Linked DNA regions of Mus musculus: all the other regions are linked to region 3. A link is a loop called in an ENCODE intact Hi-C map of the cell type or tissue named here. Cell type or tissue: left cerebral cortex. All regions are shown on one strand. Each heading gives the region's core, and the rest is flanking DNA. Links, peaks and the distances in the headings are about the cores only.

Evidence for each region. Hi-C counts contacts between places; a loop is a spot of excess contacts. Peaks named below come from ENCODE experiments on the same cell type or tissue, not always from the same donor. Only the 100,000 strongest peaks of a DNase experiment are listed, where the experiment ranks them.
Region 1: it touches region 3 in a loop (8-fold over the local background); 37 of 42 quality-filtered maps call a loop at or near these places.
Region 2: it touches region 3 in a loop (3-fold over the local background); 9 of 42 quality-filtered maps call a loop at or near these places.

Annotation. Positions count from the first base shown.
Region 1 is chr17:28,221,098-28,230,934 of GRCm38, reverse strand. Def6 (differentially expressed in FDCP 6) reads right to left here. Exons shown (of 11, transcript NM_027185.3): 6 at 7,155-7,263; 7 at 6,749-7,047; 8 at 4,924-5,090; 9 at 4,636-4,834; 10 at 3,038-3,128; 11 at 2,327-2,866. The coding sequence ends at 2,646. Among named protein-coding and RNA genes, the nearest start is that of Ppard, 6.7 kb to the left of the region's middle. In left cerebral cortex, for the core only: CTCF peaks have their summits at 4,702 (motif pointing left) and 6,815; DNase peaks (open chromatin) are centred at 4,722, 6,705 and 7,193; H3K4me3 peaks cover 1,712 bases; H3K27ac peaks cover 2,142 bases.
Region 2 is chr17:28,200,320-28,210,156 of GRCm38, reverse strand. Zfp523 (zinc finger protein 523) reads right to left here. Exons shown (of 14, transcript NM_001357995.1): 7 at 9,643-9,718; 8 at 9,024-9,149; 9 at 8,717-8,896; 10 at 7,809-8,042; 11 at 7,559-7,722; 12 at 6,907-7,071; 13 at 5,589-5,702; 14 at 4,271-5,046. The coding sequence ends at 4,948. Def6 (differentially expressed in FDCP 6) reads right to left here and starts at 2,379. Exons shown (of 11, transcript NM_027185.3): 1 at 2,219-2,379. The coding sequence starts at 2,314. In left cerebral cortex, for the core only: CTCF peaks have their summits at 2,420, 5,446 and 5,655 (motif pointing left); DNase peaks (open chromatin) are centred at 2,408 and 5,635; H3K4me3 peaks cover 598 bases; H3K27ac peaks cover 1,035 bases.
Region 3 is chr17:28,303,732-28,313,568 of GRCm38, reverse strand. Fance (Fanconi anemia, complementation group E) reads right to left here and starts at 39. Exons shown (of 10, transcript NM_001163819.1): 1 at 1-39. In left cerebral cortex, for the core only: CTCF peaks have their summits at 294, 562 (motif pointing right), 2,577 (motif pointing right) and 4,546 (motif pointing right); DNase peaks (open chromatin) are centred at 538 and 4,559; H3K4me3 peaks cover 501 bases; H3K27ac peaks cover 225 bases.

The DNA.
Region 1 (9,837 bases), core at 755-8,754, 83 kb after region 3:
CTGCACTTCCCACATGCTGGAATCCTCTAGACCCAGTTTATGTGGCTCTGAGTATGGAACAAGGGCTTCATGCTAAGCAAGAACTCTACTCCTCTGCTAGATTCTTAATGTTGGTTTTGAGAATTTCACACTTGCCCATTTTGTATTTTGACCATAGTCATGCTCACTCCTTCCCCTAACTCCTCCCAGGTCCAAATCCAGACCCACCACCCCATCAGCTGCCATCATCAGCACTGCAGAAACACAGCAGACCAGGCAAGCCTGGGCAGCCTCCACTCCTAGTGTGGGGCGGGACCTGCTTCCCTTAGTTATCCCATAGCACATGGAGTTCGGACTTCACCTCCTACCCCTCAGCTCTGTGCCCTCACGCTAGCGCTAGCAGGAGTTTCGTGACACTTTAAATGTCACAAACTTCCTTGAAAGTGCATCGGGTGCACTTGCAAGGCTGTGACCTTTGCGATGAGATAGCAAGCAAACTCCAGGAAAGCAGGGAACCCTTCCCAGATAATAGCTCACGGCAAACCCCTGGCCCGTGGTAAGGAATCATTGGGTTTGATGCTGGACGGACTTGATCTCCAGTCTCAGCAATGTCCTCACTTTCTAACTGTGCCACACCCAGCCACACATCCCACTCATTCAAGACATGTTTGGTACACAGTTTTCTTAGGAGCAAGCTCTGTGCCAGGCATTGGGGACAGCGTTGAGGAATTCATGTCCTTGTCTTCAAGGACCTCCAACATTTAGAAATGAGGAGAAAGGAGCGCATAGTGAGACCTAGAAGAGCAAGAGGAAGAAGCTGAGGCTGTGCCCCTGCAGCAGAACTGTAGCAGGTCTTCTTGGCTTGATGACTATGGCCTTCGTGTCCCACAGGGCACAGGGGCAAGTAAGCGTGACTATCAAAAGTCATTCTGCAGGTCCAGGGTGGTGGCTCAACAGGTAAAGGCACCAGCTGCCAAGTTTGATGACCTGGGACCACATGGTAGAAGGAGAACTGTTTCCTGAAAGTTGTCCTCTGACCTCTACACACTCACCATGATGTGAGTGTGTGTGTGCGCACGTGTGCGTGTGTGTGTGTGCATACAGACAGACACACAGACAGACGGATGGACGGACAGACACACAGAGAGAATATAGAGAATATAATTAAATTAACTCTTGGATGTAGCTAAGCCTGATTGTGTCTACCAGTATCCCCAGAACTTGAAAGACTTAGGCAGGAGCCTCAGTTGGGGACCATCGGGGCTATAAAGTGAGAGCCTGTCTTAATCCAAACAAAGTCTTTTGGACAGCGGCAAGGGCTGGGCAGGATTTCCAAACACCCATCCGGGCAGCAGAATTAGAAGGGAGTCCGGGAAGCTCTTAGTTAACTAGGAGCTGACAGGTTAGAAGGCAGTGGCCTCTGGTCATAGCACCACAGGGGTAGTGACTTACTAAACGTGGGGCCGAGTGGAGGAGTCAATTAATGGCTCACACTCTGCAGCTATGAGGATGGGAAAGGACCTTGTATTAGTCATTCAGTGTCACTGTGACAGTGTCTGACACAAACAACCCAAGGGAGGGAAGACTTCTTTTGGCTTAGGTTTCTGAGGGCTCGCTCTGTCATGATGCGGTAGGCACGGTGATGTAGCTCAGTCAGAGATCGCTTACATCCAGGAAGGACAGCAGTAGAGAGCATAGTGTGACCACTTCCCAGGAGGCTCAACAGTCTCCCAGACATAGTGCCCTCGTGGAGGAACTGGCACCTAACACACTCGCAAGGGGACAATCCAGACGTAACCCATTCTAGAGAGAAGTACAGGGTATAATGAACGGGGACCCCAGTGGATGTCCCAGGCTTGGGATGAGGGGTATGGAAATGGAATCTAGAATCTCAGAAGTCTTGTCTAGGAGAACAAGGACCACTAGTCAGAGAAAATGGGAAAAGTTTGGAAGGCTTTGGACAAGTTACCCAACCTGCCTGGACCTCTGTTACTGTGATAACAGCCGTCCAGCACTTAGGGGTTCTTTGCGAATGACGTAACATGGGTGGACTCCAGGTAGACAGTAGATGCTCAATAAACACTTTCAGATACTAGTAATGACGACGCTCCACTCAGGCCTGCTACATCAGGGATTATGATCCTCTCTATAGACCAATGTGTGTATGGGGGGGCGTGAAGTTCACCCGTGAGAAAATGGCAGAGCCTAGTTCAGCCCACAGTCCGTGTTCCTAACCACTTTGCCACACCTGCTGTCCCTGGGACCTAGAACTTGAACTCGAGGGAGGGATGGGGAGGTGGTTGGAGGGAGGGATGGATAAAGGAAGGGAGGGAGGGAAGGGCAGGAGCAGTGGGCAGTTGTGAGCAGTTTTATTTGGAAGTATGTCTCCATAACTTGGTCTGGAGGGAGGGGCGTATGATCTTGTCTTGGTCATTCCTTTTCTTTCCCAGTTCTGGTCCCAGATCCTTGAGACTGAAGCACACAACCATATTCTCAAGTATTAATATCTCAAACAGCCTCCACGGTCTCGGCCTGCTGAGAATGGCAACCAAGTTCAATCCTTGATCGGCTTTTGGTCGGCAGGTGGTAGCACCAGGAATCACCCACAGGCCTGCTGTGGCCAAGTCCGTAGACACAGCATCGGAAGAACAAGGGGGTGGTCGGAGCTAATTCCCTGGTGCTGGATCCAGTTTTTCTTCCTGAGAGGCCAAAGCTAGGATGGGAGTCTCATCTCCACCATTGAGGGACTTCTGTTCGCTGCTATTGACTGAGAGGGTTCTGTTACCTTGGGAACCCCAGCGGGTCAGGCGCTTTAGAGAGGAGTCCCGGCGGGCAAGCGGAGGGGGCTGGAAGCCCGTGAAGGAGCTGCTGGTGGTGGGTCGCTTATCTGGCAGAGAGAAGAGAGGGAGAAAGGGAAAATGTGAGTCAGAATGGGAGAGGTGAGGGTTGTGCCTCTGCTCTGGGAGAAGGGAAACCTTTGACCTTCAGTTCCACCTCCTTCATGATCCGGGTGATCTGGCAGCCTCCCCTCCTTCCTCCCAAGCCAGGGAAGGCTCACCTCCTGGCTCGATCGGATGCATGAGCCTGTTCATCTGGACATTCCAGTGTTTCACGTTGGTGCTGGCCTGGCGCAACTTCCTCTGGGCAGCCTATGGGGCAAGGCGGTGGGAGTGGGTCAGAACTGCCATCCGTGGTGGTGGAGGCTGCTGGCCTGGTCATCTTCAGAGGCCCTGAGAATCTGATCACAGCTACCCATCCCCCACCCCTACCCCCCAGGAAGTCCTGTAAGGCTGGGCATGGTGGTGAGGTGCATGCCATGCCTGTAACTCTAGTACTTGGGATGTAGAGGAGAGGGAGGTCAAAGCCTGGGCTACATAATGAGTTAAAGGCCAGCGTGGGTTACAGGAGATCCTGCCTGTAGCCTTGTAGCCTGTGGATGCTGGGAACTGAACTCCAGTCCTCTGGAAGAGCAGCATGTACTCTTAACCACTAAGCTACCACTTCAGCCCCGGTTAAAAATTAAAAAAAAAAAAAAATAGGTAGGGTATGTAACTGTCTGTCCTAAACTCATTCTAAAGATCAGGCTGGCCTAGAACTCAACCAATGTATATGTGTGTGTGTATATATATATGAATGACTGACATCATTGGGGGGTTGGAGAGGTGGCTCAGTGGTTAAGAGCACTGTCTGCTCTTCAAGAGGTCCTGAGTTCAATTCCCAGCAAGCACATTGGATCACAACCATCTGTAATGGGATCTGATGCCTTCTTCTGGCATGCAGGTGGGCATGCAGACAGAGCAGTCATACATAAAATAAATAAAACATTTTTAAATTACTTTAAGAAAAAACACATCATTGGGCTGGAGTAAAAAGCACTGATTGCAACCAAAAAAAAAAAAAAAAAAAAAAAAAAAAAGATTAAAGCCGGGCGTGCCTTTAATTCCAGCACTCGGGAGGCAGAGGCAGGCGGATTTCTGAGTTTGAGGCCAGCCTGGTCTACAAAGTGAGCTCCAGGACAGCCAGGGCTATACAGAGAAACCCTGTCTCGAAAAACCAAAAAAAAAAAAAAAAGTACTGATTGCTTTTAAAAGACCAGGGTTGAACTCTATCAGCACCATATAGTAGCTTACAACTGTAACTCCAGACTCAGGGGATGCAATAACTAACACCTGCTGGCCTCTGTGCACACTGTTCACACGTAGTACACAGACATTCATGCAGACAAAGCACACATACACATACATTTTAATAAGTTTTAAAAGAGATTAAAAAAGAAACAAATCTAAAACCAAAACAACAACAACAACAACCTAGAACCTTTTCTACAGGCATTCAAGCTCCGGGGAGTGTTTTGGAGGCTAGGAGGTGGGGAATCCTGCCCAGGTTAATAATACTATTGGCAAACACAGCCACAGGTGTGTTCAGCATTTACATACTAAATACCATGCTTAAACTAAGCTTGTTCTGTAGTGGTAACGTGGTATCTGCTTCCTCTCACAGATAAGAGACTTCAGACAGAGAGGTTAGGCAATCTGTAGGCGATGGCACAGCCAGCTGATGATAATGCGAGTTGGCAGACAGGTAGCTTGGCTCTGGGGTCCGGCTCAGTGACACACTGGCTCCCCCAGCTTCTCCCGGTTCCCGGCCTTGTCTCACCTCCACGTCCTCGTCTGCCCTCTGCCGGTTCTGCCGCACTTCCTCCAGCTGCTGCTGGGCGTGCTGCAGGGAACGGCTCTGCAGCGCCATCTCCTGCTGGAGCTCCTGCTTCTCCTGCTGCGCTCGCTCGATGTAGCGCTCTTGCTCCTCCTTCAGATGCATCAGCTGCTTCAGCTTCTCCTCCTCCTCCTCCAGCAGCCTGCCAGAGTGCACAGGGACATCTCAGAGCCGGGGAGGGAGGGTCCGCGCGGGCGCTGGCAGGAAAGGTTCCCTGGCCACCGTGCCTACCTGGTCTGGGCGAGGCGCACGGCCTCCTCATCCCGCCTAGCTTTCACCTCTAGTTGCAGAGCTTCCTGCAGCCGCTCCTGCATCTCCTCCAGTTCAGCGATGCGCTGCCGTTGCCGGGCCGCCTCTTCCTTCTTCAGCTCCATCTCAGCCTGCATAGAGGCCCGGGCCTGTGGGGAGCAAAGAGCGAATCAGTGGGACACCGGAGGAGAAAGACAGGCTACTGCCCCCTCCCCAGCCAACTCCCCAACCCCCCAACCCTAACTCTTCCTGGCTCTGTGTATGGAGGGTCTTTAGTTGGGGTTTCCTGATCTGACCTGTTTAAGACCCTGAATCCTCCTATTGTTTTTGCACTGACCTTAGAAAGAATAATTAGACGCTTGCTGGGGCTGTAGCTCAGCAGCAGAGGGCTCACCTGATGTGCCCATGGCTGTATGTTTGCTATCCAGCCTCACACAAAACAACACCGGTTATAATTACATGTAATTAAACATCATAATACGTTATATTACAATAAACCAGCATATTAAACGAAGGTAATCCCTTCCTAGCTCCTACCCTAACAATTATAATATCATTATGGCGGGTGCCAGGAACTGCAATTATTACAATAACCACAAGTTATTGAACGCTTTTATTTTTCTTCTGAGACCAAGTTTCTCTGAGGCTGACCTCGACCTCACAGAGATTCTCCTGCCTCTGCCTCCCAAGTGCTGGGAATAAAAGCGTGTGCCACCACCACCCAGGTTGTTGTTGTTATAGTTTTATTAGTTCATATGCATGGGTGTTTTGGCTGCATATGTCTGTGCACCACATGAGAACACTACTCGCAGAGGCAAGAAGAGGGTGTGCGATCTGCTGGCTGGCTATGAGCTCCCATGTGGGTGCACAAGCTCAAGCTTGGTCCTCTGAAAAAGCAGCCAGTGGTCTTAACTGTGAGGCTATCATTTTAGACCTACTTTGTTCTTTGAGACAGGATCTCAGGTAGTGCAGGTTGGCCTCAAACTCACTAAGTAGCACCTGCCTGGCTTTATTAAACTCCTTACATCTATTCCTTCACAGAATCCTCGTCCCATTTCCATATACAGAGCTCTAGTTACTGATACGGAGAGACTTAGTGCATGTCTGAGCTCATACAGCTCTTAAGGCGGAGGTGTAATGGGCACACATGCCACAGCATGCCTGTGGCGGTCAGAGGACAACGTTGTGGAGCCGGTTCCCTCTGCCCATCTTTCTGGGGTTCCAGGAACGGAATTCAGGACGCTAGGTATGTGTGGCAAGCACCTTTATCCTTTGAGCCAGCTCTAGAATTGCGTTTTCTCAATTTAAAATTTAAAGTCAATTGCTTCTGTGCATCTACTCTGCCCTTCACATGCATCCCGTCTTATGGTCCCCAAACTGGTTTTGTTAAAATTTAGTTCAAGTCTAGATTGATTTCATTCCAAATTATTTGCAATCAAGAAGCCTTAAGCAGCTTCCTCGGCCCAAGTCCTGCCTCCAGAAAAGAATTCTGAACCAGGTCTCATTCTACCAGGGGTTTTCCCTAGCCCTAACCTTGTTCCGGCCCTACCCTAACATTCGTTAGGCCATGCCCAAAGCATCCAGGCTCTACTCCAACCTATTCCCCTAAGGGCCCCTCAGGCCCCGCCCACAGCATCTTTCAGTCTCTACCTTAGGTCCATCCTTCAGCCAATGGGCTCCACCCTATCTAGGCCCCGCCCATAGCATCCTCCAGACCATGGACTACGCCCTGCTCTTCTTCCTGTCACGCCCCGGTCATAACCCCGCCCCAACCCTTCCCCGGCCCCGCCCTCTGGGCCAGTCTCACCTGCTCCGCCTCCCGCAGCTGGCCCTCCAGAGCCTGCTGCAGCTCCTTGTGCTGGCTACGGCGGCGCTCCTCCTCTTCCTGCAGCAGCCGCTCGGCCTGCCGCTGAGCCTCCTGCAGCAGCTCCAGTTCTTGCAGCTTCCTCTCCTTCTCCTCCTGCAGCTGCTGCAGTCGCAGCAGCTCCTCCTCCTTGGCTGCCCGGCGTCGCTCGCGCTGTTCCCGCTGCTCCCGCCGCTTCTGTTTCAGGTCCTTGTGCAGCGACGTCTTCCCCTCCGCCTGCAGCCGGATCGCAGTCTGGATGGCTAAGGGCAGAGCCGGACGGAGTCAGCCCTGGTCTAGTCACCACCGCAAAGGGGCCCCAAAGGTCACTCCGGTGAACAGGCCCAGTTAGACCCAGGCCGGCACTCACCGGCCGTCCACTCCTGGCGCTGGCGGGTGTCTGAGGCGCTCATCTCATAGGTGCGGCTGGCAGTCTTCACACAAAACATGCAGCGCTTTCCTTCGCGGTCCGGAAGCACCTACAGGATGGCCCAGGCCAAGTGACTTCGCTGACATAGGAGCCACATCTGCCCCAGTAGTACCCCAGCTCCAGCTTCCTCCTCTTTCTCTTGGCTGACCATCTTCTCTGGGACCGTTCCTACCCTGCCAGGAGTATGCATGGTCTGGGGTGGATCGTTAGTTACGGGGTGCGTGCGAGCCACTTTATTCTTGGTATCTCTCCACAAGGTTTAGTACATAGTACATGCTTGAACATGTGCCTGGAGCCTCACTCAGCACCTACAACTGCTGATTTCCACCTGGTCTCTTAAATGGCACTCGTTCTTCAAGGGTTTGGAGATACTGATAATGCAGGGTGTGTTTGACATCCTTGCTCTTCTGCCCTAGTGTTCTCTTGTGTTCTCTCTCTCTCTCTCTCTCTCTCTCTCTCTCTCTCTCTCTCTGAGGCAGGGTTTCTTTGTGTAGCTCTGACTGTCCTAGACTAGCTCTATAGACCAGGCTGGCTTCAAACTCTCCCTCTGCCTCCCAAGTGCTGGGATTAAAGGCGTGTACCACAACGTGCCCAGCTCTGCACTAGTGTTTTCCATACAACATTTATCTACAGTCATATATTCCTGTCGGACCTTACTTCATAGAGAACGTAATTGGCTCTGAGATATCTGGAGCCTTACCCAACACCTGTTTCTTTGTGCAACAGAAAGGGATAATGCCTCGGGGAACTATTTTCTCTTGAGACAAGGTTTTGTTGTGTAGCCCAGGTTGGCCTCCTACCTCAAAAGTCTCCTCTGCCCCAGTCTCTGGAGTATGAGGAGCCCTTAATAATTTTTTTTTCTTTTGGTTTTTTCGAGACAGGGTTTCTCTGTGTAGCCCTGGCTGTCCTGGAACTAACTCACTTTGTAGACCAGGCTGGCCTCGAACTCAGAAATCCGCCTGCCTCTGCCTCCCAAGTGCTGGGATTAAAGGCGTGCGCCACCACTGCCCGGCTCCCCAGCTCCAATTGGTTCTTGATCTGTCAGTAAAGAAGCCATGAGCCAATTGCTGGGCAGAAGGGATAGGCGGGACCTCCGGGTCCCTGGAGGCAAGCAGACAGATCCAAGGAAGGAGAGGAGAGTTCGTCATGCTTCAGATGGAAAAAAGTTGACCAGCCATGTGAGACCTCTAAACGGAGTGGCCACACAGGCCACTCCTACATGCAGGGGGTCAGGGGTGTTTAGCAGGGACTAGATGTACTGAGCAACTAAAGTTTAGGGCAGGTGGGAGGTGCAGAGCTAAGAGTATTGATAAGGGCATGCTAGCCATAGGAGTTTAATAATGCCCATGAATAGTGCCAAGAAGGCAAGTTGAAAATGAACAACGTGTGTGTCTGTGTCTTTATCCCTGGGTTCAAGGGAAGCTGGGTGGGGGCTGGTTGCTTGGCCATTCCCAGAGCTTAGGCGGGGTAGCAAAATCTACACTTCACACCTACACAGGTCATAAGCCCCAGAGGAGAGCCCAAAATGATCGTGCTGCTAAATGTATGTATGAAACTGACTCCTAATGTCTCATAGGCATTCCCTAGGCTGGGAAGCTCCTGTCGTCAGTAGATGGTGTTTAACACACTGATCCACAATTGGCCAGGGTGCAGAATGCTCAGCCCGAAACGGAAAAGATAAACTGCAAACTCCCTCCCAAGGTTCAGGGATCACTTCAGAAGGGAGTAGAAAAACCGTAAGAGCCCGAGGCAGCTGGTGACTGCAAGGAACCATTATCTTCTGGACCTGGCAGGGCAGATGCACGAATGAGCACACACATATTTGACAGCATACACAAAGCCTGTGCAAGCTCATGCCAGACCAAATCCCAGAAAGGACGGGGGGGTTGGGCAGTGGTGCTACTGGCAAATTGTTAGTTGCTGGGAGAGGAAGAGTGTAGCACTTGGTAAGACACAAATTATCCTGAAAGATTCAAAAAAAAAAAAAAAAAGATACAAAGTTGGGTAGGGAAAAAGGAGGGGTGAGCCGAGGAAGAGTTAGGGAATGGGAGGTGAGTATGATCAAGACAAGTTGTATGAAATTCTCAGCTATAAAAGGATCAGTCCCTAGAGTCTGTGTCCAAAGCTGGGTGTGACGTCATCAGAGCCGGGTGTGACGTCATCAGAGCCGGGTGTGATGTCATCGAAGCTGGGTGTGATGTCATCAGAGCCGGGTGTGATGTCATCGAAGCTGGGTATGACTGTACATGCTTTTGTACTAGCACTGAGGAAGTGGAGACAGGCAGATGCCAGAACGTGATGGCCACCAGCCTAACTTACACGGCAAGATCCGCACCAGTGAGAGACTCTGTCTCAAAACCAAAGAAACTGAGGTTGCTGAGGTGGGTGGTAGTTCAATTGGAAAGTGCTTGTGGTATAAGAATGCACACCTGAGTCCTAGCCCAGCATCAAGGAAACAGGCAGGCATGATGAGGCCTGCTATAATCCCAGTGTTGGCAGGTAGAGAGAAGAGAGTCCCAGGGTTTCGCTGGCCTATCGGCCTATCTAAATCGGTGAACCCCGTGTCCCAGTGTGAGAGATTCTATCTCAAAAAAATAAGGTAAATGGCTCCTGAAGGAATTAC
Region 2 (9,837 bases), core at 1,033-9,032, 100 kb after region 3:
CTCCTCCTCCTTCTTCTTCTCCTTCTTCTTTTTTCTTTTCTTTTCTTTTTTTTTTTTTTTTTTTTTTTTGAGACAATCCCTGGAGTGTCGTGCTTCAACCTCAAGTCCTGGGATCACAGGTGTGCCACCACATCCAGGTGTGTCCCACCTGGGCTTTTCTCAGCCCAGCCCCTCCCCCTCCCCCTCTGGCCCCCCCCAGGATGCACCAGGCCAACCAAAGCAGCCCTCCATAAGCATTCGGAGGGGAGAAGAGGCAACTCAGACTCAGTGTGATCTGGGGTTGGGGGGGTTATACAGTTTCCTGCCTGTCCCCATCAGAGGCCACCAAGGCTGTGAACCATATTCTTAAAACCAGCTAAGCCCGAGCCCTCACCCCCTACATCCACAGGAGACTGGGTGTACCCTGCTAGCCTATCTCTGTCCTCTGCTTCTTCCTCCACCTTCTGACCACTTCTCCATTCCTCCTCTCTGACTCTCCCCACCTCCAGCAATGTCATTACTTCCCTCCCGGCCCAGCATCCACCACATTGGCCCAGGTTGGGGGGGGGGGACCCTTCCCTCACATGCAAGGGTCCTGACATTTCTGCCTCTCATTCACATGGCCCCAAAACTCTCAGTGTTAGTTTGAGAGTGGACAGGTTTCCTGTGAGGCAGATGTGAGTGACATTTACTGTTTCTGGCCAGAGATGTCACTACAAGAGGGCTCGATTCGAGCAGGGAGGAGCACAGTTTAAGGGTATATGCGCTCAGAGGTTCTTCCCCAGAAATTCCCAACCTGTGGGCATTGGGGAGTGGGAGTGGGGCAGGAAGGGGCTGGTCAGAAGCTAACGGGGGGGGGGGCTCTAATTGGGAGGCCTTTCTAACTGATGACACCAAGGGCTGCACACTATGCACACAAGGCACACAGAGAGCCTGGAGAGGGGTCAGAAGTCACAGAGATGGAACATAGTATCTTGGGAGCAAGAAGCCATGTGGTGGAGTACTAAAGAGACAGGGTTTGGGGGAAGGTGTGTGTGTGGGGGGGGGGGGCACAGTTTCTACAGGATTGGTGTCTGGATGACCTGTTTTTCTTTCTGGGCAGAACTCAACTCGGTGACGAGAGCTGGGCAGACATGGGAAGGGCTAACCTTGCCTCTCTAGGGAACCAGAGGTGGTACTGGACTCTCTTTCCTGGGGCAGTAGAACCTTAGTCATTAGATGCTCAGAAAGCCAGCTCAGCTGGGTAGATGGAGCTGGCTAGAGCTTCTAAGTTCATAGGACCCAGCTTCAGCAATGTCGGAGTTGAGACAGAGGTGGGCCATGCCTGTTCTGTGCCATCTGCCTCCCAGGGTTCCTATCATGGTTGTGAACAGTGGAAATTGTAAATACCCAGATCTTGAGGGGCGAGTGGGAGGCAGACACAGCCTCCTGTGGTGCTCCAGGTAAAGTATTTACAGAGAGTGACTGGATCCCTAGCAGGGTTGAGGCTACTCTGACACTTGGCCCAACACTCCCTGGCTCCAGCAGCCTAGACTTCTGCTGGTTTCTCCTACATTCTCCCCTGGGAAGAAGACACCTACCCAGGAAGGAGAGAGCTCCTTCCGCTCCTTGGAACTGTCCAGGCCTAATGGTTTTAAGATGATGGGGGTGAGTAGAGTGTGTGTGTGTGTGTGTGTGTGTGTGTGTGTGGTCACGGAAGAGGTTTTCTCAGACCCGGCTTCCCCGACACCCTCAGCCCGAGGTCTTATAAGATAAATCTCCCAACCTGTTCTGTTCCTGCGCTGATAGGTGGCCCACATTACCGCTTGCTTCAAGTCGCCAGCTTGCTTTGCAAATGGAGGAGGCTCTCAGAGCCAAGGGCAAGCACTAACTGTTTTTCTTCAAAGCCATGAGGAAGCCACAGGGAGGAGCAGGGTACGTGCCCAAGCATGACGCTGGGGAACCCACAAGGAGCCCGGGAAGGGGCCTGGCTACTCAATCTCGGAACCTCGTGATGCCACCTCTACTGTCTGTCCAGTCAGGGTACTTGGTTCTAGACAGTGGCTTCTGGTGGCATGAGCCCTCTGGGGAGCATCCACTGAGCTACGCTGCCTTTGTGGCCCCGTCAGCGCTCCACCCGGGGCCAGGGCTGCTGGATGGCAAGGTGTCTGCCAGTAGCAAAGGCTTCCGTGGCTGACTCTCTGGGGTGGGAGCTGGCACGTTGAGTCAGCCTCCCCTGAGCCCCAAGGATGCCACTCACCTTGAGTTGGGACTTGGAGACCTTGCCGCTCTTCTCCACGTCCAGTGCAGTGAAGGCGTACCAGATAGACTTGAGCAGCTCCTTGCGCAGGGCCATGGCTGAGGCGCCCGCCCCGGCCCAGGGGCGGCTCTGACACCAAGATCCGGTTTCAGGAAATGCAAACGGCTGCAGACCGCAGAGAGGCCCTGGTGCAGAGCGGAGCGAGAGCTCCACCTGCCTGTTCCCTCTTGCTTCCAGGGCCTAGCCAGCTGCTCTCGCCACGCTCTGCTTCCAGGGCTGACCCTCCCAGAGCTGGAGCCCTCCTTTGGGCCCTGGCTCCCTCAGCACAGATAGTCACTTTAGAAGCCTGCTTGCCTCAGGATCTTCCCAGGCTCCCAGTGGTAGCTCTAGAGAGAGGAAGCAGGCCCTTCCAGACTTGGAGGGACACAGGATCAGGAGTCAAGCTTACCAAGTGGAAGCGATTGGATGAGTTAGCCCCAACAGTCTACTCTTAGTACGTTCCTACCTCACAGAGCTGTGTGGGTGCCTGAGACTGGACAGAAAGAAAACTGTAGGCCCTGTAGGCCCGGGACAGGATATTTCTTTAGAGCCACCCAGCAGAAGCTCAGTGCAGAGTTCTACCCAAGCAAAAGCAACCCAGCGGAGGAAGGACAGAGCCAGCTGCTTCTCCGCTTCTCCACGACAGGGTGCCTTGGCAGTTTGGTTTGCTGTTTCCCCCTCCCCGGGCCTTGGCTCTAAAAGAAACTTCAGAATACTGCCCACTTTGTACTTGATGGCTTTCAAGACACCAGAGCCTGTATTTAGGCACACAGGGTGACCTTGACAGTGGGGCTCACGTCAGAAATCCAGTCAGGGGCAGGGCAGGCCATGGGCAGAGCCCTCTTCAGCAGCCTCCACTTCTTCAGATGCAATGCCCACACAGATCATGGTGGCCATTAAATTTCAATGAAGTCAGTGGAAGCTAATTCTGGAGTTGTGCTCCACCCATCCACCTACTCACTCACAGGGGCATATACCCAGCCCCTCCACTTGCTCCTCACTTGGAGTTCTAAAACCTTGGGATGAGTTTGAGACCACCTAGGCTATGAAGAACAGTTCTGTCTCAAAAACAAACTATAAAAAAGCCCAGAAGGGGGGAGGGAGGAAGGGAGGGGAGAGAGAGAGAGGAAGAGAGAGAGAGAGAGGAAGAAGGAGGAGGAGGAGGAAGAGGAGGAAGAAGAAGAGGAGGAGAGGGGGAAGAGGAAGAGAGGAGGAGGAAGAGGAGGAGGAAGAAGAGGAGGAGGAGAGGAAGAGGAGGAGGAGGAGAGAAAAGATCCCAGCTGAGCAACAGCAAATGAGGGCTTCCTTAGGTGTCCCAGGAGAGGATAATCTTATGCACTTGGTCCCTGATTTCCTGGCTCTGTCAGCAGGAAGGGGCTGGGGGCTCATGAGAGCATCATACAGAGAGATGACGAGGAGGGAGGGAGAGGCTCCCACAGTTCCCACAGTGTTCCTACACAGCTGTGGGTAGCATTATAGCTGCTCTTCATGAGGTGCCAGAACCTGTCCAGCTGTGGCTGCTCTGGCCTTCTGACGTTCTTTTTGGGGGTTCTTTAGCGGGGTCCCCCTGTGTCTTTGGGGTCTCACGGCATGAACTTAGACATCCTGCCCCCTAACTGGGTTACAGAGCCGGGATGTTAGCACTGGGAAGAAGTCACTGGAACCCTGGTGAGGTTGTATGTAGTGATGGTGGCAGGGAAGGAAGGGTCCAGGCTCTGTTCAATGATGGCAAGGCAGAAGACCCAGAATTCTGGCAGCCCGGGCATTACCCCAGATTCAGCCACAGCCCAGGAAGAAGCACAGCCACTCGGGTCCTGTTTGGCGTAGGTGTGGGCAAAAGCCTACCAGCGGGTCCCAGAGCTCACCTCTCTTAGGGCCTCTTCCTGCCTGGACCCATGGAGAGCCACCTGCTGCATGGGTGGGCGCTGAGGCCACGCAGGGCTAGGAAAGCAGGCTGGAGCTTGGCCAGCCCTGCCACCAGGGACCAGCACTGAAATGATGGAGGAGCCCAGGTGGAAACTTGCAACTTTTATTAAATACTCATCCGCCCGTTTGCCACCACCACCCAGAGCAGGAAAAAAAATTATCAAAATAGGATTAAAAACCCAAACCACAAAACAAATGAAACCCAGTCCCCAGCAGTCTGGGTACAGGCCACTCGCTTGCCTCTCTGCCACAGACAAGCGAAGAGGCACCTTCACTCCAGCCACAGGCCCCTGAGGAATTAATTCTGACTGTGGTGGTGGGAAGTCCCTGGTGCCAAGTGGCTAGGCATCTTGGCCACCGTAGCCCCAGGAGACGGTTATTGCTGGGAGGCGCTGGGCTGAAAGCTGTCGGCCTTTCCCCTGGTGGTACTAGCAGCCAGGGTGGAGGCCAGTCCTCGTCCACCTAGTCACCACCTCCCTGAGGAAGGGAGTGGACAGAGCAGGAATAATATCCTGCCAAGGGAGGGACGCAGGTGTCTGGCAGCCTGGTGACCAAGCTCAGTGTCGACTGCCTGCTGCCTGGCCCTCATCTTGGGTGTAGCCCACAGACCTTTCCACTAGAGGCCATTTTCCTGTTGCCTCATCACCCCTGAGGCCTATGCGGCCATCTTCTTGGGGTCAGCTGTGGCTGGGGGCCCCGGAGGCAGGGCTGCCTGTGAGCATGGAGCCTTCTCCAGTGTGGTGTGGGAGCTGGTCCTCTTGGGCTCAGCAGCCGCTCTCTGTGGTTTCCAGGGTCACAGCCCCTTGCTGCATAGCAGCAGTGGCTACGCTTATGGCCTCCTCCAGGGTCTGCTGGTCCTCCAGCTGTGGAGAGGTGCAGCAGGGGGAGAGGTCAGTTCCTCCCTTCCAGACCCCACAGACCTGTGTGCTCCACCCACTCCCTTGGTTGGTTTGGTTTTCGAGACAGGTTTCTCTGTGTAGCCCTGGCTGTCCTGAAACTCACTCTGTAGTGAGTGGCCTCAAACTCAGAGATCCACCTGCCTCTGCCTCCCAAGTGCTGGGGTTAAAGGCTCTTTCTTATTAGGGCTCTACTAGAGGAAAACTCCCTGGTAAAGAGCCCTGTTAGGCACGTCCTGGGCAGACCACAGGCTACTCTGTGTTAGACATCAGCTGGCTCACAGAACAGCAACTGGCTGGAAAACGCCTTAGAGAGGATTCGCTCCAGCTTCTCTGTCTCCCAGGTGGAGAGACTAAGCGTGAAGCACAGGTGCTGCCTCAGCCACCCCAAGGTGAAGGACTCCCCAGTCTCCTTGTATAGGCAGAGGGGGCCTGAGCTCTCCCTCACTGCCCACGCCCCCCACCCCCACTCCCTTTCAGGCTCCCTCTCCCTCCAGTCTTCAGCCCACCTGCACTGCGATGTGTGTTCCGTTGGCTGTGGCCAACAGCGCCACCTGTTGGTGATGAAGAGACGCCACGCTTGAGTCCTCAGTCACCAAGGCCCCAGAGGTAATGATTGTGACCTGGAGACACAGAAGCAGAAGACCTTGCACCTGCTCCATGGCTGGGGCAGCACAGACGGGACGGACAAGGTCACTGCGCTGTGGAGGTGATTGTGATTGCATTTTTCTCTTTAGTTTGCACGATTTTCTTGCAGGCTGTCAGGTTGGTAGAGACAGCACTGGGGACTGAACTTAGGGACTTGGTGTTCAGAGCCACCAAGCTACACCCAGTCCTTCCCATGCTTTGTGTTTTTGAGTAAGCTGTCCAGGCTGACCCGGAGCTGTCTTAGTTCCAAATCGCAGGGAGTACACCTATGGCAGATACGCTGCCTGGAGCTGCCTGCCAAAGGCTTTTAAGGATGAAGGTTGCTGAGGGGACTGGTTTTTTATTTTTTTGTTTTTTAAAATTTATTTATTTATTATATGTAAGTACACTGTAGCTGTCTTCAGAAACCCCAGAAGAGGGTATCAGATCTCATTACAGATGGCTGTGAGGCACCATGTGGTTGCTGGGATTTGAACTCAGGACCTTCAGAAGAGCAGTCGGTGCTCTTAACCGCTGAGCCATCTCTCCAGCCCTAGGGGACTGGATTTGTTTGTTGTTTGAGACATGGTCTCTCTTTGTGGTCCTAGAAATTGTTATAATATAGATCAGGCTGGCCTTGAACTCACAGATGCTTTCCTGCCTCTGCCTCCAGAGTGTTGGGATTAAAGGTGTGTACCACCACACCTGGCCTTTGAGGGGTGACTTTAAAGTCTGGGAGGTTGGGGTCTGGTGAGATGGCTCAGTGGTTAAGAGCACCAACTGCTCTTCCAAAGGTCCTGAGTTCAAATCCCAGCAACCACATGGTGGCTCACAACCATCTATAATGCTATCTTCTGGAGTGTCTGAAGACAGCTACAGTGTACTTACATATAATGAATAAATAAATAAATAAATAGTCTGGGTGGTTGAGTCTTGGGAACTGAACCTAGGACTTCACACATGCCAGATGGCAGCTCTATGACTGAGCTGTACCCCATACTTTGCTTTGCCCAGACTGACCTTAAAGTTGTGGTCCTCCTGCCTTAGCTACAACTACAGGCTCATACCACTAGGCCTGGCAGGGAGACTTTTATGGTGTCTTTGTCTCATGAAATCTTGGATGGTTTGGTCTGTGCATGTAATGCCCTCTGACCCCCATGACAAGGTTACACAGAGAACAAGGAAAGTGCCTGGTCATACGGGCTGAGTCTGCGTGCCATCAGCGCTGACCATGGTGACCGTGTGTGTGCCAGATGTGGCTAGTTCTTCATGATGACCGGGGATGGTGAGGGTGGTGCTGCCGTGCTGTGTCACCACACTGATGGCACTCCCCAGGGCCTGCAGGTCTTCTGGGGACAGGCTGACCTGCAGACAGGAGGGACATGAGCTGGAGTCAGGGGTGGGAGCACTGGGCTTGGGCACTGGCACAGCGCAGGGCCACGGCTACAGAAGCAGCAGCAAGGCCTCTCTCTGGCACTTGCACCTCCCACTACTTTGCCTCTGTAACCCCCTGCATGCAGGTCAGGGCCTCCACCTAGCGTGCCTTCCTCTTCACCCTAGTAGAAAGAGGCACACTAGACAATGAGGTATGGCCAAGGGGCAAGGTACTCTGTGGCCACAACACTGGCAGACTTCTGACTTCAAGATCCTCGAGACCTGATGTGACCCCACTTAAGCACAGGCATGTCATTCAGATGAGGACACTGGGAGGAGCAGGGCTGGGTGACACACTGGTCCCCTCAGATCTAGCTCTCTAAAGCCCATAAAGGCAAAACAGGTGCTTGGGTGGAGGTGAGGCCGAGGACCTCAGGGGCCATTGGGAGACTGCTCCACCCATCCCCAGGGCTTCTACCTGCTGGGTACCGTCCTGAGTGATCAGAGCCACCTGAGGGGGCCCATCCTCCTCCGTCACCATGGCTACTTGGGTTGGGATGGCACTGCTCTCTTCCTTCACTTCCGAAAGGTAAGCAATGTGGGTTGGTTTGGGTGGGGGGCTTTCCTCAGCAGCAGAGGCGGCTAGGAAAAGAGAGCCTAGACTGTTACTCGATGCTAGATGTCCGGAGAGGCTCTGTGGCCCTGCCTCCCACTCTCTGCTCCCTCACCCTCCAGCTGCTGCTGCTCATACAGGGCCTGCTCGCTCTCCTCCGTGGCCTCCAGCTCCCCGTGTGCGCTGCGCTTGTGCATGGCCAGGGTGGAGGTTTGCCGGTAGGTCTTGCCACAGCTACTGCACGTGTAGGGCTTGCAATGTGTGTGCACCACGTGGTGTTTGTACAGGCTCGAGTACTCCGTAAAGCGCTTTCCGCAGCCTGGCACCGTGCAAACGTATGGCTTCTCCCCTGGGGACACTGGGCTGTGAGGGGGGTGGGAACTGGGGCTGGCAAGGGGGAAGCTAAGGGGATAGGGTTGGGGACAGGACTGGTGACAGGAAAGCCAGGGGAAAGGGCTGAGAACTGAGACTTGGGGGCAGGAGTTGGGGAAGATGGCCTGTGGAAGACAGGAGGGCACGAGATTGGGACCTCCGCACCCAGAGACAAGGTGGAAAGAGTAAGGGGCACTTAGAGAAGGGGAGTGAGGGCAGACACTGCAATGGTGGGGTACGGGGCTAAGAGTTGCAGGCATAAGAGGAGAGACAGTGGGGTAAAGAACACAGTGTCAGGATGGGAGAAATGGCTGAGAGATGGCGGGAAGCTAGACAGGGGCTGGCACTGGAGACTGGACCCCAGAGTCACGTGCAGAGTAGATGCTTGAAGGAGACACAGGTGACATTTCCATCCAAGTGCGGCTAGGAGCTGTCCTACTCTACAGAGGCGAACAGGACTGTCGGACTAGACCCAGCTACCAATGGGGCACTGCTCATGGTAGGTGAGACAGCATTTGGGGTACCCACCCCTGCCCAGCCTGGAGTGGCTGGCTGGCAGAGAAGGCTGGAGCTGAGAGGTCCCCGATCAGAAGCCCACAGAAGGGGGAGGTGGGGTCTGGGGAGGGGCTCCTCACACACCAGCTGGCCCACCTGTATGGATGCGCACATGATTCTTGTAGTTGGTGGCGCTGGTGAAGCCACGACCACAGTGGGGCTCGGGGCAGGTGTAGGGCCGCTCGCCTGTGTGGGTGCGCACATGTACCTTGCGGATATTTGATGTGGTGAAGGAGCGGCCACAGCCCTCAAAAGGGCACCGGAATGGGCGCTCACCTGTGCAGACAGGGGATTGAGGGACAGCTCAGGAGGGCCAGAGCAAGAAAGGACAGCTCTGGGCTCTGGGCCTCAATCTGAAAAGCAGAGTGAGCCCCTGGGGATGGGGCAGCAGGGCCCAGCCTACCTGTGTGGGTCCGCACGTGTTTCTGCAGGTCCCCTGAGGTCTTGAAGGCTTTGCTGCACAGCTCCTCTGGGCACTTGTATGGTTTCTCACCCGTGTGAGTACGAACATGACTTTTTAGCCCATAGCCTGTCCATGTGTGGTGTGATATAAGAAGAGTGGTCAGCGAAGCCTCATCCCTGCCTGCCTGCCTTAGAGGCTCTCTATCCTAAGTGATGTTCCAGGATGCTCCACAGGCCCAGGACAGCCCCTGACCCATCCTGCCAAGGAAAAGCCCACAGTGCCCTGGGACGCTTTGTAAGGCCAGACGGAGACATTCCAGAGCATGAATCTCAGAGGGAGCCTAGAGAAGCTGAGCCCGAGGGCCCTTGTTTCCCAGAGCAAACAAAGCCAGAGAAGCCACAGGCTTCAGCAGCCTACAGCTGGTGGCTGCCAGAGCTGATACAAGAGACAGGCCTCTCTCCTGTGCCCCAGCCTCTTCCAAAGGTCCTTCAGAGACACCTCAGTGGTCTCTCTGGGACAGCACAGTCTGTGCTTGGCCACCTTTGTGAGGTCCCCAAGTAGATCTAGAACCCTTTGCTGTCAACTGGTTTCAGACCTTGCCTTCATCCAGATATGTTACCTGTTGCAAAGGCCTTTCCACAGCTGGGAAAGTCACACCTGTATGGGCGGTCCCCTGTGTGAGCTCGTTCGTGGACCTGCGAGGGAAAGCAAACCCGTAGCTCAGGGATGGGACTGGCTGAGTCCGCTGGTTCTCTTCCCTCCCACACTCTGTGTCCCAGCTTTCTATGTGGACACTTCTGTGCATGTGCATCTT
Region 3 (9,837 bases), core at 205-8,204:
CCAAGGAAAGCCGGAGCACCCTGTAGAGCCTGAAGGGGCGGGATCTAGCGATCGGGGCGGGGCCGGAAGGGACGTGATCATCGGGAGGGGGCGGGACCATCAACTAACCAGACCTGTAAGAGAGCGTCCAGGAGAGGGGCGGAGCGGGGACGGAGCGAGGGCATCAGGAAGCAACTTAACTCCCTGCATAGTACGAGAAGCCCGCGAAGGGGCGGGGCCGGTTCCTGCGTCTGGAGCCAATCTGATCCGCGCTTGATGGAGCGGCTGTACTATACTGCTGCCTAATCTTAGTCCTTCTCCACGTCTTTTTAAAATGTTTCTTTTCAAAAATTATTTTATGCCGGGCGTGGTGGCGCACGCCTTTAATCCCAGCACTCGGGAGGCAGAGGCAGGCGGATTTCTGAGTTCGAGGCCAGCCTGGTCTACAGAGTGAGTTCCAGGACAGCCAGGGCTATACAGAGAAACCCTGTCTCGAGAAAAAAAAAAAAAGCAAAAATTATTTTATGCGTATGGGTGATTTGCTTGTATATATGTAAATGCACTATGTCTAGTGCCCGCGGAGGCCAGAAGAGGGCGTGGGATGTCCTGGGACTGGAGTTAGCGGCTGTAAATTTACATGTGGGGTCCTCTGCAAGAGCAGCTAATACTCTTAACCGCTGAGCCATCATCCCTCCAACTCTGTTTCCATTTTGCCTTTTCTGTGTGTGTGTGTGTGTGTGTGTGTGTGTGTGCCTGTGTGTATATATATGTATGTGGGCCAAATGTGTGCAGGAGACCTGGAAGGTCAGAAGAGAAAATCAAAATCTTTGAAACTTGAGTTATAGGCAGTTAAGACTGCACGCGCATGCTGAGAAACCCCAGTCTTTACGAATACAATTAGCACTCTTAACCACTAAGCCATCTCTCTAGTTCCTATCCTTTTACATTTCTATTTTTACTCATGTGTATGGGGCGTATGTGTATGTGTAGCTGGGAAATATCTCTATGTGTATATAGTATGTATGTGTTCTGAACCTTAGTCCTCTGTGAGACAGCAATATGGCCTCTTAACTGATAAGACATCTCCCCAGCCACAAATTATCAAATATTTTGACCGTGACAGTTACTTTCAGGAAGAAAAAAAAAAAAAAGGAGATAAATTGAGATGCCTTATAATAGGATGACCAGGCAAAATGAACCCAATAAGGTCCAGGTCAGGGAGTCTGTAGGGAGGTTGCTACAGGAAGAGAAGAAACAGGGCAACGGCCCTGGAGCTGCAGGGTGGCTGAAGAGGAGATCAGAGAGGCTACCAGGCTTGAGGTCACACAGAGGACATTGGCTTTCTACTCTATCATGGGAACCCATGGCAGCATTTTTGAGCTGATTTTGATCTAAGCCAAACTATTTATTTCAAAAGAATTAGTTGGAAAAGGTGAGGTCTTTACTGCTTCACAAAGTGGGAGAAAAGGCAAAAAGACAAAAAAAAAAAAAAGAAAAAAAAGAAAGAAAGAAAAAAAGAAAGGAAGGAAGAAAGAAAGAAAAAGAAAATGCCTTCTTCTAGTAACCTCCTTTCTCGGTGTTCCACAGAGGAACTGTGGCAGATGTGGGCCCTAAGAAGTACAGCTGGGACCTCCCCCAAGCCTCAACCAGGACCTCACTGCCTAAGGCTTCGCATTTGAGTCATCTGGGTAGAAGTGGGGCAGAGTTCTAAACCTGGTTTAGGTTTCCACATTCAGAGAAGTCCAGGACAATATCCTCACCCCCTGAGGAATGTACAGTGCAGTCCCCCAGAAGTCAAGGAAAGCAGATGGTCCCTGGGGACAGGGCCTAAAAACGAACAGTCTTCAGACAGCATGGGACAGCTCAGTTATAGCTTATTGTTTTTTTCTACCAAAATCCTTCTACAAAACAGTAAAGTTTAAAAAAAATATCAAAGACTTGTAAAGAGCCTTTCTTCACTGTGGTCCTCTCCTCATCCCGACACCCACGCATCCTCCTCCTCCCCCACCCCAGGCTGGGAAACTTCAGCTCACAGGGGAGGAGGTGGAGGGTTTGAAGCAAAGCCCCAAGGGATTACCAGTCACCACTAAAATTTCTCACCCAGCAGGTCCCTTTCCTTCCCTCCCCTCCCCTCTCCTCCCCTCCTCTCCCCTCCCCTCTCCTTCCTTTCTTCCTTCCTTCCTTCCTTCCTTCCTTCCTTCCTTCCTTTTGTTTTAGATTTATTTATTATTATACATAAATACACTGTAGCTGTCTTCAGACACACCAGAAGAGGGCGTCAGATCTCATTACCATGGTTGTGAGCCACCATGTGGTTGCTGGGATTTGAACTCAGAAGAGCAGTCAGTGCTCTTACCCGCTGAGCCATCTCGCCAGCCCCTCTTTCTTTCTTAATATTTATTTATTTTATGTCTATGAGTACACTGTAGCTGTCTTCAGACGATCAGATCCCATTACAGATGGTTGTGAGTCACCGTCACCATGTGGTTGCTGGAAATTGGAACTCAGGACCTCTGGAAGAGCAGCCAGTGCTTTTTTTTTTTTTTTAGTTTTTTAATGCATGAGTGCTCTACTGTATATACATCTGAAGGCCAGAAGAGGGCATCAGATCCCTTCCTAGATGGTTGTGAGCCACCATGTGGTTGCTGGGAATTTAACTCAGGACCTCTGGAAGAAGGGACAGTGCTTCTAACCACTGAGCCATCTCTTCAGCCCCCAGTCAGTACTTTTTGTTTGTTTGTTTTTGTTTTGTTTTGTTTTGTTTTTCGAGACAGGGTTTCTCTGTGTAGCCCTGGCTGTCCTGGAACTCACTCTGTAGACCAGGCTGGCCTCGAACTCAGAAATCTGCCTGCCTCTGCCTCCCAAGTGCTAGGATTAAAGGCGTGCGCCACCACGCCTGGCTCTAGATTTTTGTTGTTGTTGTTGCCCAGTCAGTACTCTTAACGCTGAGCATTTCTCCAGCCTCTTTCCCTGTTCTCCTGGCAGCTGAAAGCTAAGGGAAGAAGAGTGCATGTCCCCCCCCCCCCCACCCCAACCCTCCAAAAGTACAGGAGCAAGGCCAGGGCACAATCTGGAAGAGCACATCTTTCTCTGGCTTGCTGGTCTCTAGGAATGATTTGGCTCCAACTCCATAAAGCAGAAAGAAAAACCCAGAAGCCTTTGGCTTTAGCCATAGCTGATAGGGGACAGACTCACAGGTGAAGTCTGGCAAGTTGGACATGGCACAATATTGTCACATTAGGGTAGACATCATCTATATTTCTTATATAATGCATTACATTTATGGTGGATATTTTAAAAATATTGGTTCTCAGCCTGGCAGTGGTGGTGCACACCTTTAATCCCAGCACTTAGGAGGAAGAGGCAGACAGATTTCTGAGTTCGAGGCCAGCCTGGTCTACAGAGTGAGTTCCAGGACAGCCAGGGCTACACAGAGAAACCCTGTCTTGAAAAACCAAACCAAACAAACAAACAAAGAACAACAGCAACAACAACAAAACTGGTTCTCATGTAACCTAGGCTGCCTGCCAACTTGATGTGTCACTCAGGATGACCTGGGACTTCTGAGCCTCCTGCCTCCACCTCCCAACTACTGGGATTACGGGTGTCTGCCCATATTCCTAGCAAGGAGCAAACTGAGGGCTTGTGCCTGCTGGGCGATCATACTGAGACCCAGTCCCAGCCCCAGCCTTCATGGATATTGTATTATTTTCCTTCCTTTCTTCCTTCCTTCCTTCCTTCCTCTCTCTCTCTCTCTCTCTCTCTCTCTCTCTCTCTTTCTTTCTTTTCTTTTTTTGACACAGGGTTTCTCTGTGTAGCCCTGGCTGTCCTGGAACTCACTTTGTAGACCAGGCTGGCTTTGAACTCAGAAGTTCTCTTTCCTCTGCCTTCCAAGTGCTTGGATTAAAGGTGTGTGCCACTACGTCCGGCTTGTATTACTTTTCTATTGCTGCGATAAAGTACCATGGCTAGGGGCTGGAGAGATGGCTCAGTGTTTATGAGCACCGATTGCTCTTCCAGAGGACCAGAATTCAATTCCTGGCAGGCAGCTCACAACTGTGTGACTCCAGTTCCAGAGGATCTGACAGCCTCTCATAGACAGGCAGGTAGAACACCAATGCACATAAAAAATAAATAAATCTTTAAACAACAACACCAGGACCAAAACAACTGGTATAAGAGTATTTTATTTGGGCTTATGGTTCCAGAGAGTTAGGAGCCCATGATGGCAGAGTAGACTAGGCTTGCGAGTTGGAACTGCTGAGCTTAAACTGCAAACGAAAACTAGATAGCAAACTGGGAACTGCACTTGGCTTTGAACCCTCAGAGCTGGTCCCCTGGTGACATATTTCTTCCAGTGGAAACCAGATCTGTTTGAAAGGTGCTAAAAGGAGAGATGAAGAATCCGATTCAAGCTGTTTTCTTCCAGTAGAAAAGGACTCTCAAGTCTGGTGGGTGATTTTCTCCATGTTATACACAGTACCAAAGCACGCTCTTTAAGTGGGAAAGGTGGCGAGGTGAGGATCCTCCTTCCACTTGTAGGGTTGACGTTTATACCACCGTCTTCCAGCAGGTGGCAGTGAAGCGCCTTAATGGAGACCCTTCTAGAACTCTGTCTCAGAGCAGCGGACCACGAACCTCTTTTCAACTTAAATACTAGCAATATACAAGGACAGGACCCTCAGCTGTGCCTCTGGAGCCACGTTAGAACACTGCATTGGGCTATGGGTGGCCTTAGCTGGTGCAGCTGCCGGCTAATGGATGTTCAGTGATGAGGCCAAAGTGGGTTGTGGACACTTGAGGTCAGCCTCAGGGAGGCCAGCCAGGGTCGGGAGTGCACGGAAGAAGAGTTTGTCACGAAGCCTTCTTAAATCCATGACCATCTGGACCCTTCCCACTCCCCACGTAAACACGGGGCCCCCAGAGCACCCAGGGGGCAGCAGAAATTCCTCAAAACAACTCCCCCCCCCCTTTCAAAAACTACCTCTAGGATGGTTCCAGGAGGTGGCCCCATGGGAGCCCCAGGACTTCCCTTTCCTGGCCCCTACGTGACACTAGCCACGTTAACACCTGTGCTGGAAGCTTTGAGTGGCTTCTGTTTCTGTTTTGCTTGAGACAGGCTGTCATTATGTAGCTCTGGCTGTGTGTAGATCAAACTGGCCTCAAGCTCTGCCCCCTAAGAGCTGGGATTAAAGGTATACACACCCACAGATCTCTCATTCTCTCTTTTTTAACGTTTTGGTTTACTCTTTTGAGACAGGGTGTCCTGTTGCTCAGGCTGGCCTCAAACTTGCTATGTAGCCAAGGATGACATTGAATTTTGTTTTGTTTTCTTTGCTTGTTTTGAGACAAGGTTTCTCTGTGTAGCCTTGGCTGTCCTGGAACTCACTCTGTAGACCAGGCTGGCCTGGAACTCACAGAGATCTGCTTGCCTCTGCCTCCATCCCGAGCACTGGGATTAAAGGCGTGCACGCCCCCACTGCCAGGCTTGAGCCTCATAGGTCTCTTAAGCATTCCTCCACCTAGTCTGTTTCCTCTTCCTTCGGAGTTCCTTTCCTCTTTGTTCTGGTGCCAGCTTGGACCCGAACACTGGAGTCCACATCCCACTTGCCTCTTCAAGCTACATAGACCAGGCCTTTGTTTTTTCTTCCATAGTTTGGGGAGATGAAGGGTCCTCACCTCACACAGTGATGATAGGTGACCCCCCTCACTCCCCCCCAACACACACCACAGGCTCTCATTCCAGTCCTCCAGTACTGAGCTCAACAGACCTTCCAGAGCCTTCCAACTGGAATACAAGTGACTGGTGACACCCACTTTAACCTCCACCTGCCTGTAGCATCCTTATTTTCTTCTCGCAGAAGGCCCCACTCTCCCTCCAGTGTTCCCCGGGGCGTTGCTTTTCCTCGGTCGGTCGCTGACCAGGTACCATTGTGGTTCATAGGCAAGTCCCGCAGATGAGGCTGATGGAACCTTCGAGCTGGACAGAGGCCATTCCTCCATCCCACCACCCTCACCCCACCCCCACCCCCACCCCTGCTGCTAGCCCTCCCATGCTGACTTGAGGATATCCAAGGAGGAACATTGGTTGCTCTTCTGCCCTGGGCACAGGTACCTCAGGCGGTGGGTGTGGTTGAGCAAGATGTCAAAGGCCCACATTTTATCCACAGGGATGCCAAACACTGAATCCTGACTGTTCTCCTTCCACTGTGGCCCCAGGGTGGCTCACACACTCTCCCAATACAGTCCCAAAACAGCCTCAGGTGGCACAAAATGTTCCTGAGCCCCCCGGCCCTCCAGGTCTTAGCATCCTAGAGGGCCAGTGTGCCATCTGCCCTCAGCATCTCCTGCTGCTCAGGGTCGAGCGAGGCTCTGTGCTGGGGCCTTGAACTCCTGTGTGAGTGGCCAGGCTTGAGGCTCCTGGGAGGGGCTATGGTTCCTGTCAGAAGCTTTTCTGCTCACTCAGGTGGCATCTACAGAGAGCCAACTGCATGCAAGGCTTTGTAGTAAACTCGGCTCTCACCCAGGCCCTGCCCCAGGAAGGGGAAGTCTCAGGAATCTCTCACACCCACTGTGCATCCTCCAGTACGGTACCTGTTACCTATGAGCACCTGAATGATCCAAATTCATAGGTGTTCAGGGCCTAAAATAAAAGGAAGACTAAAATACTTTACATTGATTGAATTAGTTGATAACACTGCACACATAATTTTGATCCATTAGACTATATAAAATGCTTTTGTGGGTGGTTGAGATGGGGTCTTATATAGCCCAGGCTGGCCCAAACGCAAAGCAACCTTCATTTCTTAGTCCTCACAAGTCTGGAGACTACATGTGTGAGCCACCATGCTCAACTACGTGGAAATTATTATTATTTTTTAAAGATTTATTTATTTTATGTATGTGAGTACACGGTAGCTGTACAGATGGTTGTGAGCCTTCATGTGGTTGTTGGGAATTGAGTTTTAGGACCTCTGCTCACTCTCGTCTGCCCCACTCACTCTGGTCAACTCTGCTTGCTCAGTACCTGCTCACTCTGGCCCAAAGATTTATTTATTATTATTATACCGCTCTTAATCGCTGAGCCATCTCACCAGCCCAGAAATTATTATTTTTTTTTTTCTCAAGACAGGGTTTCTCTGTGTAGCCCTGGCTGTCCTGGAACTCACTCTGTAGACCAGGCTGGCCTCCAACTCAGAAATCCACCTACCTCTGCCTCCCAAGTGCTGGGATTAAAGGCGTGTGCCACCACTGCCCGGCCCGGAAATTATTTTTTAACCATTAAAAAGATATCAATGGGGCTGGAGGGATGGCTCAGCGGTTAAGAGCACTGACTGCTCTTCCAGAGGTCCTGAGTTCAATTCCCAGCAACCACATGGTGGCTCACAACCATCTGTAATAGGATCTGATGCCCTCTTCTGGTGTGTCAGAAGACAGTGACAGTGTAAAAAGGTATCAAGTGTCCCAGGTGCTGGTGGCGCACGCCTTTAATCCTAGCACTAGGTAGGCAGAGGCAGGAGGATCCCTGAGTTCAATGCTAGCCTAGTCTACAGAGTTCAATGATAGCCAGGGATACACAGAGAAAGCCTGTCTTGAAAAAACAAACAAGAAAAGCTACCATGTGGGACTGGAGGGATGGCTTCGTGGTTAGGAACACTTCCTGCTTCATGGAGGAACTAGGTTCAGTTCCAGCACTCAGGTTTGAGGCCAGCTTGGGCTACAATATCAAGGTCCAGGCTAGCCCATGTCTCAAAAATCCACAACAAGGGCTAGAACACTGGCTGCTCTTGCAGAGGACTTGGGTTCAGGCCCCAGCAGCCACATGGTGGCTCACACTATCTGTGACTCCAGTTCCAGTGTATCCAAACACCTCTCCTGGCTTTCAAAGGCACCAAGCATACAAACGATGCACAGGCATGCATGCAGCCATACAAACAAACAAACAAACAAATAAACAAAGTGATGGTTTTCATGAGCATGGCCCCATATGCTCATATGTTTGAGTGCTTGGTCCCCAGCTAGTGGAACTGTGTGGGGAGGATTAGGAGGTGTGTCCTGGTTGGAGGAGGTGTGTCACTGGGGATGGTCTTTGAGATTTCAAAAGCCCAAACCACTCCCAGTTAGCGAGTTCTCTGTCTCTGTCTCTCTCTCTGCCTCCTGCTTGTGGCTGAGATGTGAGCTCTCAGCTACCGCTCCAGTGCCATGCCTGCCTGCCTGCTAGCTAGCTACACTCCTGCCTTGATTGTTATGTGTAGCCTCCCCTCCCCCAGCCTTAAAGGTCCCACTGTTTATATCATCGGGATTGAGCCGCAATCGTTCTGCCACGCCCACTGCTGGAGCTTGGCGCTTTGCTGTTCTGGAGCCACACACGTGGTCACCCTGCTACTGGACTCCAAGATTATTTGGCGGGAATCGGGCCCCCTTCCCCTGCTTCATAACTGCGTGTGGAATAGTAAGATTGAGCTTTGATCAGGATGGCTGTCTTAGCTGCATCTTTCTCTCGCCGCCTAGCCCCTCTTCTCTTCTAGGTTTCCAAAATGCCTTTCCAGGCTAGAACCCAGACCTGAGATCTGCTGGCGGGACACAACAGTTATGGACCCTGACACTCTGGAATTGTAATCCCCCAACAAACTGTTTCTTTTTTTAAGTTGCCTTGGTCATGGTGCTTTGACCAACACACACAGATCAACACTTTCCAAACAAAATGACCCTGAGATCCTGAGCAGAACTTGCACTGTACCCCAAGTGCCCCCGGTCAGCTCGCTGTCTTAATGGTCAGACTGGCTGGTGGAGCTTGGGGGATGGGGCGCTGTTGGGAAGATTTTTAAGTCAAAGTCTGTCTGTCAGTCCATCCCATCTAATGCCCCATCCTGTTGCCCTTCCCTACCCCCAGCTAAATACCACACCCAGGACCTTGCTCTTAGGTGAACACTGCTCTACTACTAAGCTCAACCACAAATTCTAAAGCTAGAGGTGGAGGCTGATTCGTCAGAGGTCACAGGACACCTGGGACTGGGGAGGCAGCAGAGTGGGAGCAGAGAGGCTGGAAGAGTCGGGAAGCCATCAGGACTGGAGTGAACCAGACCAGCCCCTGGTTGTTACAATCAAAAGCCCCAACTTTGTCTGGGCTGCTGCTCTCCTGACCTTTCCCGACCCTGGGCAGGAAGGGAGCACTGGCATCTCTCATAGTAAACATCCTTTTGAGTTTTTGGCCTCTTACTGGGTCTGCTTTTCTTCCAGCTTAGAAAACCCGCAGGTGTCAGTCTGTACACTAATCCCTCCTTCTGCCCAAACAAACCCCAGCTCTCCTGGGAGGATGGATGGCTTCTAGGTATTGGCAAATTAACTTGTACTAACGTGTGAATGTCTGATGGAAAGCCTTAGTGGACGTGCAGAGCCCGGACACAAAAATGGGAGAGAAAGAAGGTAAGGGGAGGGCTGGAGAGGTGGCTCAGCAGTTAAGAGCACTGACTGCTCTTCTAGAGGTCCTGAGTTCAATTCCCAGCAATCACATGGTGGCTCACAAACATCTGTAATGAGATCTGATGCCCTCTTCTGGTGTTTCTGAAGACAGCAACAGTGTACTCACATACTTTAAATAAATAAATAGCATCTCTTTTTTTAAAAAATGATAAGGGAAGCAGACCTGAGCTAGCCTAAAATAGGCTGGGTAACCTTGGCATGTTCCTTTCCATTCTGGGCTCTTTCTTCTCTATGACAAGGAAGCCCTTCTTCTCCTGATATACTCAAAAACCTTAAGGGACTCAGCTTGCAATAGCCAGATTGGACCCCAAGTAATTTTACGTCTTTCCAATGCTTCCCAGAGATCCAGACCTGTCCCGTACCTCTATGGTTGCT